2 separate regions of the Homo sapiens genome follow, and region 2 is linked to region 1. Evidence: chromatin loops called from intact Hi-C (ENCODE). Cell type or tissue: MCF 10A. All regions are shown on one strand.

Region 1 (4,000 bases):
CAGAGTAAGACTGTGTCTCAAAAAAAAGAAGATGAAGATGAAAATTTAGACCCAGACACACAGAGAGAACATCCTGTGAAGACACAGTCGCACCCATGCATGGGGAAGAAGGTCGCGTGATGACGGGGGCAGAGATTGGAGCGAGGCATTCACAAACCAAGGAATGCTGGGAGCTTCCAGAAGCAGGAAGAGACAGGACGGATCCCCCTAGAGCTTCCAGGAGGACAAGGGCCTGCAGACACCTTGAATTTGGGCTTCTGGCCTTTAGAAAAGTAAGAAAACAAACTATGGTTGTTTTCAGTCACTCCGTTGTGATTTGTTACAGCAGTAAAAGGAAGTTCACATGCCTTCCATGTCTTACCCTTAATAGCCTTCCTCCCGCCCTGTCTCAGCTCTCACGTCTTTATGGTGTTCCTGGGGTCACCTCCCAAATAAACCACCTGAACCTGTGTCCTTGTCTGAGAGTCAAGGAGCACATTGGACTCACAATCTGAAAGTCCTGCTCCAGGTCCAGCCTCACCATGCCCAGGTGTGGTACCGTGGGCAAATCCCACACCACACCCCACCCCTGCCTCATCATCTGTAAGTGGGACATTAAGGACTCCAACAGGAGAAGGTTGCTGTGTCGGCGGGTGCAGTGGCTCACGCCTGTAATCCAGCACTTTGGGAGGCCAAAGTGGGAGGATCACTTGAGGCCAGGAGTTTGAGACCAGCTGGGCAACACAGGGAGACCCCATCTCTACAAAAATTTAAAAGTTAGACAGGGCTGCTGGTGTGAGCTTGTGGTCCCAGCTACTCAGGAAGCTGAGGCAGGAGGATCACTTGAGCCCCAGGAGTTTGAGGCTGCAGTGAGCCACGATGGTGCCACTGCACTCCAGCCTGGGTGTCAGAATGAGACTTTCTCAAAAAGCAAAACACAAAACAAAACAAAACAAATGGTCACTGTGAATGAAAGTGTTGTGGCCTGAACAGATATGCAGTTGTGTTGACAGCCTGCCCAGGAAAGCTTGCATCAAAAGCTCACACAGCCAAGTGACTTTGACCCTCCCTTCTCCTGTGGTCCTCTGAGTCCCTAAAGGATGACTGGCAGGCAGGTTGCCCTCATCAACACATCACCATTTGGGGCCTCCCAAGTCCCCACCCAACATTCTCATCCACCTGCCTTTGGTCTCTGATGGTTCTTGGGGGTCTTCCTCCCACAGAAGCAGGGGTTTGATCAGTTTTGGCCAGGTGGCTGTATCATCCCCGAAGAAAGCAAAAGGACCTGTATGTTACCCCCACACAGAACAGAGTAGATAAAGCAAGGATGGAGGAGAATAAAATCTACTTCAATCTACCGTCATTATGAAAAACATTGTTTCATCTCCCGCAGGCTCTTCCTGAGTTTTCCCATGATGCCCAACTCTTCTCTTAGTTATGGTGAGTTCTTTTTTGTTGTTGTTGTTGTGGAGGGATTTTTTTCTCCTCCCTACACTTGTCTTCCATGGCCCGTACCTCTCCACCGCATCTGACAATCTGCACATGTTTAAAACCATGTTGGACATGGGGTTTAAATTTCTTCCCAGGAGACTCCTGGGCCATATGCAAATCAGAGGGCTGTGGCTAAAGCCAGGAGGAGCAAACAGGAAAACAACAGAAAGGATTTTCTAATTCCATAGGCCAGTCTAGATCCTGTACATGAGTCAGCTTTGGCTGCATAACAGCCGCGAAAACCTCAGCTGCAGAAAACAGTATGTATTTCTTGCATCCTGATGACTTAGACTGGACTCCCTGGGCTTGGCTCCAAACTGCAGGTGAGGCTCAGCCCTGTGGCCTGGCAGGCTAGCCCAGGGCTGTTCTTCTCATGGCGAAAAAGAGGTGGGCAAGAAGGCAAGCCCCATTAAGAAGTGCGTGTCAAGCCTCTGCTCCTGCTACATCCCCCTCAACAGCCCACTGCCCAAAGCAATCTCTCAGCAAAGCCCAAACTCGAGGTGCAGGGAAGGGAACAGTCATGAATGATAACAGCACCCGCCACTGCCCACAACATATGCACATCACAGAGTTTGGTGCTCCAGTTCTCATCACAGCATAAACTTGCTGACCGAGTTTCCGACAGTTGAGACCAGACATCATTGACTTTGCGGGAAGAAAGCCCTGGCTTCTCTCTACTGAAGTGTCGCTCCAGTCTGGCCTCTTGCCAGGACAGAGGAGGTCATCCCTGACGGAACTGTGATCAGCGTCTCTCAGCCTCAGTCCCTGCTGACATATCCTCAGAACCTTGCTATACTGGACCTCACAATGAATAATCAGGCGATGAATAATCAGACCTCTTCTCGCCATGGCCAGAGCCTAACTGGGGAGACAGGTGAGCCTGCCCTCCATGCAGAAACAAAAATAAGCACCAGAGCAAAGGTACAGGCCAAGTGTCCTGAACACTTAAGGATGGGGTGGGCCGGGCGCGGTGGCCCACGCCTGTAATCCCAGCACTTTGGGAGGCCGAGGTAGGTGGATCATCTGAGGTCAGGAGCTCGAGACCAGCCTGACCAACATGGTGAAACCCCAACTCTAATAAAAATACAAAATTACCCGGGCGTGGTGGCACATGCCTGTAATCCCAGCTACTTGGGAGGCTGAGGCAGGAGAATTGCTTGAACCCAGGAGGCAGAGGTTGCAGTGAGCCGAGATCGCGCCATTGTACTCCAGCCTGGGCAACAAGAGCGAAACAACATCTCAAAAAAGAAAGAAAAAAAAAAGGATGGGGTGAGGAAGTTGATGCATGCAAATGGGAAGGAAGGAACATCTGGGCTGGGTTTCAAAGGGTGAGTAGGAGTCTGACAAACAGGAGAGGAAGGACACATCCTGGGGAGAGCAAGAACAAGGCCTGAGCATGGGCAACTTACATGGCTTTTTTTTAAATTATTTTTTGTCTGTTTCAGGATTTGTGTGCAGGGCAGGACCATCTTGCCGGAAGCGTGCTGTTACCATGGCACCCAACACGGCATCTGGTGTTACGTGAACATCCTCCTCTGACTGCGAACAGATGGGTGGATTGTTTTTCCAGAAGGATGAGCTCTATTTCATGATGAAAATCACCCAGGTGTTTTTGCACAAATCATAGGTTTAGTCCCCCAGATGCGTTTTTTACTGAAGTCTCTGGCTGTGTTCCTCACAGCCCAGAGGCCTGATGTGCTCTCTGTCTGCATTCAGCCACCGTCTGGGTGTGGGACTCAGAGTGAGCCTCAGCCCAAGTACCGCCACCCCATGTGGAGTGAGGAGATTGCACTAGACCGGTGGTGTTTCTCAAACTTGGACCACTGGTGTTTCTCAAACTTGGACCACTGGTGTTTCTCAAACTTGGATGGGTGTAAGAATCATCAGGAAAGTTCATAACATGCGGATTCTTGGACTCTACCTCCAGGTATATTTTGATTCTACAGGTCTGGGCTTGAGGCCTGAGTATCTGTGTTTCTAATAAGCTCTTGGGGGATGCTGCTGGCTTAGGGTCACTCTGGACTCAGACCCCAGACCCCTGCTCACCTGGACCTTCTCCAAACCTTGCACTGGAGAGAAGGTTCTTGAACCTCATCCTGGGGCAGGCACCCATTCCCTGAGAATCCCACTCTACCAGACCTCAAAATGAATAATCAGGCAATGAATAAGCAGATCCCCTCCCACCATGGCCCCAGCCTAACTGTGGAGACAGGCAAGCCTGCTCTCCATGCAGGAACAAAAATCAGTGCTAGAACAAAGGCACAGATCGAGCTGTATCTGGCAGGAGTGGTCAGAATGCCAGAGAGAGAGAGCTCAGGCAGCATTCCCAAGGCAGGTGGTAGACCCAGGGCCCCAGGGAGCGTTCAGCCAGTGGCAGGGGTTTGGGTTGAGCTGGTCTGCCCACTGGAATCAAAGTGGGCTGGGACACAGGACCAGAGTCCCAAATACAACCCTCGGGCTCTGCAAGCCTGGCCCATGTCACGTTCACTGCGCCCGCAAGCCATGAGTCCTGCCCTCAACTTGCGCCTGT
Region 2 (4,000 bases), 700 kb before region 1:
GGTGACAGAGTGAGGCTCCATCTCAAAAAAAAAAAGAAAAAAAAAATCAGGTATATGTCTAGTCTGATCAGGAAGGATAGCTGCAGAGGCAAAGTCTATCCTCAGCTACAAATTCTTCAACACCCAACCTATCTGCAGAACCGAAGTGAAAACAGTAGCTTCACAAAGAATGATATGTAAAATACAGCCCTGCCTTTAGTAAGCATTCAGTAAATGCATGTAGAATTGATGAACCTGTCATAAAAAGGACACAAAACATAGTGCTTAATTACACATTCAGTTTATTTATTTATTTTTTAATGAGTACTGGAAGGAGAAAATGGAAAACAGAAGAACAGCAGGGGGCTTCAAGGGTTCTCAGCATGACTTAGAAAAGGAAGGGTCAAAAATCACAATGTTATGTGGCCACATCAGCCACCACGCAGCCTGGCTCCCAGAAAGCCTCCAGCTTTCTAGTTTTAGTGTTGGCCCTGAGCTAATCAGGAGTACCGACTCAACTCCTGGGAAGAAGATCATTTGATTATTGTTTTTTCATATTCAAAGGCTGGCTCTGGAAGAAGTGGCCATTAAGCAGGTGCTGGGTGTGACTGAGAAGACTGTGACTCACTTCTTCCCGAGGTGCACACGTGGAGGCTGTTGTTTCTCAGGGGGCAGCTGCATCTGTTGTCCTCAGCCTGTGATGGGGGCTCCCCAAAGCCTGTCTTCCCTGGGCCCTTGAACAAACAGATCCATCCAGTTTTCTGCTGATAAATCATCCCAAGGCTGGCCCAGCAGAGAAGGGTGCTCTGCTCAGCCCCCTGAGGCTCTCTCTGGCCCCACCGGCCCCGCCTCTGCGTAATCACATGTGTTCTTCTGCCTGTGCAGGCCATACTGTCAGTCCCTTGCTCAGCTCCAGCCATCGTCCCACCAATGCCTTTATTCTGCCACTCTTCCTCCACCCTCCCAGCACAGTCTCCACTCTGAGACCAGGGTAATCTTCCTAAGTATTTCATCAGATAAGCACCCCATTTAAAACTCAACTATAGCACCCCACTGCTCTGGGATAAAGCCCAGACATTTTCATAGCAAACTGAGGGTCAGGGCCCACACCAAGCCCCACTTGGCTGTGCCTGGGCTGCATAAAGGAGTTCCTGGGGCCTGGCACTGTCCCTCACTTTTGGGTGGTCACCCCAGATGCTCCGTCTGCCTGCAACACTGTCCACCTCTCTCTCCACCTCCTATTCTAATCAATTCCTACTTACTTTTCAACTGAAACATGTCTTCCAATGGAATTCTTCCAGGAATCTCTTCCTCCCTTCTTCAGGTGAATACATTTCAATAGCACCCTCTATTTTTCACCATGTTTACGTTTACTCAACTGTTTAGCCCACGCACTTGTCTGAAGCCCCTGCTAAGTGAAAGTCCTGTGAAGGCAATGACTGGATTTGCCTAGCTCACCGTTAAATCCTCTATACCTAGTATCACGCCTGTTACATTACAGGCACTTGACAAATAGATGACTGAATAGTTGCCTATCTTCACTGAGTAAAGCTCGTCAGAATAAAATAATAATAATAGAAGCCACCATGCATTGGGCTCACACACAGTGAGACGATTTGCTAGGCACTCTTATGTTGGGCTCACTTAATCTTTGCTCTTTCTCGCACACGCCAGCTATCTCCTCTGTGGTCATTCATTGGTCTGCGCAGTTTATAGGAAATTCCCCAGTCAGAAGTGATGCCTACGCCAAGCCTAGGTCTTGGTACCCACTGTGAATATGATCTCCATACTCTTGCTCTGAGGGGCTGGATGATCCTGATCCCAAATGGGCTCTCCATCTTCACTGAGGCGTTTTTGCCTAGAACTGCCATCAATCAAAAACACCTTACTTGACCGAAATTTGTGACATTCCATTAAACAAACTAAAGGTCTGACAAAGAAACAGACCAAAAAAATTTTAAAAAGAATGTGAGTTACTTCCAGGTAGAAACTACTAACTTATTAGTTCTATCACCCACAGTACTTTGAACATAAGTGCCCAGTGGATGTTTGTTGAGTTGAATAAAATATACTAGTCATTTCTTGCTGATGTAAAAGTCTTATTTTAAAGGGTGTCCTTTCACTGACTGTTTGGCATTGATAGTTAGCCAAGTAATCTTGTGTACGTACATGTTCAATAAGTGGATTTTAAAATTTTTCCTAACAGCAGATAGCAAGTAAGTAACTTAGGTAAGAGAAGGGATGGGATGGGATGGAAAGAGAGTATGAGTGATGGCTTTTTAAGGGCTAGGTAGAAATATACCGATTAGCTTTTAAAATACAGATAGCAGATTTAATTCAACATTTAGAAAACAGGTCACTAGACACTTCGTCATAACTCATGCTGGAACTGCTCCATCCAAGTTAAAAATTTAATCCCATTCTCTGATTACCAAGAATGTTATATTCATTGAGCTCCTCACATGATTCAAAGCAGATTACTTCAAAAAGGTTTTAGATCAAATAGTAATAATCGTTAAAAGATGTGGAGCTTTGAATTCCCTTAGAACAAACTGTAAAACAAAAGGCTGCTTTCAGGCCAGATGTCGTGGCTCACACCTGTAATCTCACACTTTGGGAGGCTAAGGCAGGAAGATCACTTGAGCTCAGGAGTTTAAGACCAGCTTGGGCAACACAGCAAGACCCTGTCTGTACAAAAAAAATTTTTAAATTAGCTGGGCATGGTGGTACGGGCCTGTAGTTCCGGCTACTTGGGAGGCTGAGGCTGGAGGATCACTTGAATCCAGGAGTTTGAGGTTACAGTGAACTGTGATTGTGCCACTGCACCCCCACGTGCGTGACAATGTAAGATCCCCATCTCAAAAAAAAATTAAAAATTAAAAAGCTGCTCTCTTAATAACAAAGATAATCTACAGTAAGAACAACAACATCAAAATCAAGATTTTATAGATTGGTAATATCAAATAGCTAGGATAAGTTTTTAAAATTTACGCAGTTCAGCTATTACATTTAAGTAAATTATCAACTTCAGTAAGTCGACTCCAAATTAAATTAAGTAACGCAGACTTGGTTAACATAACTAAAGTCAAATTTTAAAAATGAACATCTCAACATGAAGATCCGAATTTCATTAAGTAAATGTATTTTGGGAAAACAAAGTATTAGCTCTGTGAGAAAATGTAAAACAAACGTGTGTACTTTAAGTGCAAATATCTCAGTTCATATTCTGACAGAAAAATTCATGCATAAACACATAAATCACCCTGGATTAAAGAAGCATGCATGAAAAGTAAGCAAGCAAACTGTGATTATAATAAATTCTAAGATTTATATATTGACAAAAGTCACTGAACAAAACAAAGAACATTAATTTGTGCTAAAAGAGAGTACTTTGTGGAGCAAAGCCTGAAATGCCTTTAGGGACCCATCAGTGCAGTAAATTACACCGACTCTCACAGGCCTCGTTACGTGAGACTGCAGGATATGGCCGGGCCACTGCCATCTGCGACTGTGACATAAGTTAATGATCATGTTGTTATGAATTAACCTATCATTAGAAAACAAGAAGTATTTCCAGATAAGACAGAATTGGAGACTTTCTTGAAAGAGTAATGGAGTAAATGGGAAACCTCCTCATCCAGCAAGATGCAGAGAAGAGTTGGGGGAAAGGGATCCCTTAGTTAAGGCAGGGATCCCCAACTCCGGGCTGTGGACGGGTACCCGTCCATAGCCTGTTAGGAACCAGCTGCACAGCAGGAGGTGAGCAGTGGGCAAGCAAGCATTACTGCCTGAGCAACTCCTCCCGTCAGGTCAGAGGCGGCGTTTGATTTTCATAGGGGCATAAACCCTACTGTGAACTGTGCACGTGAGGGATCTAGGGTGCACACTCCTTATGAGAATCTAACTAATGCCTGATGATCTGAACAGTTTCATCCCCAAATCATCACCTCCCTGCCCACTGGGCTGTGGAAAAACTATCTTCCATGAAACCAGTCCTGATGCCAAAAAGGTTGAGTCAAGG

What was found. Hi-C counts contacts between places; a loop is a spot of excess contacts. Peaks named below come from ENCODE experiments on the same cell type or tissue, not always from the same donor. Only the 100,000 strongest peaks of a DNase experiment are listed, where the experiment ranks them.
Region 2: a loop joins it to region 1, with 11 times the contacts of the local background. A loop is called at or near these places in 1 of 110 quality-filtered maps.

Annotation. Positions count from the first base shown.
Region 1 is chr7:2,871,478-2,875,477 of GRCh38, reverse strand. No RefSeq gene overlaps it. Among named protein-coding and RNA genes, the nearest start is that of GNA12, 29 kb to the right of the region's middle. RefSeq lists enhancers at 791-1,371, 3,203-3,854. In MCF 10A, no CTCF peak of the experiment used is centred here; DNase peaks (open chromatin) are centred at 1,267 and 1,627.
Region 2 is chr7:3,570,159-3,574,158 of GRCh38, reverse strand. The region is part of intron 1 of SDK1 (sidekick cell adhesion molecule 1); the gene reads right to left. Among named protein-coding and RNA genes, the nearest start is that of SDK1-AS1, 220 kb to the right of the region's middle. In MCF 10A, no CTCF peak of the experiment used is centred here; no DNase peak of the experiment used is centred here.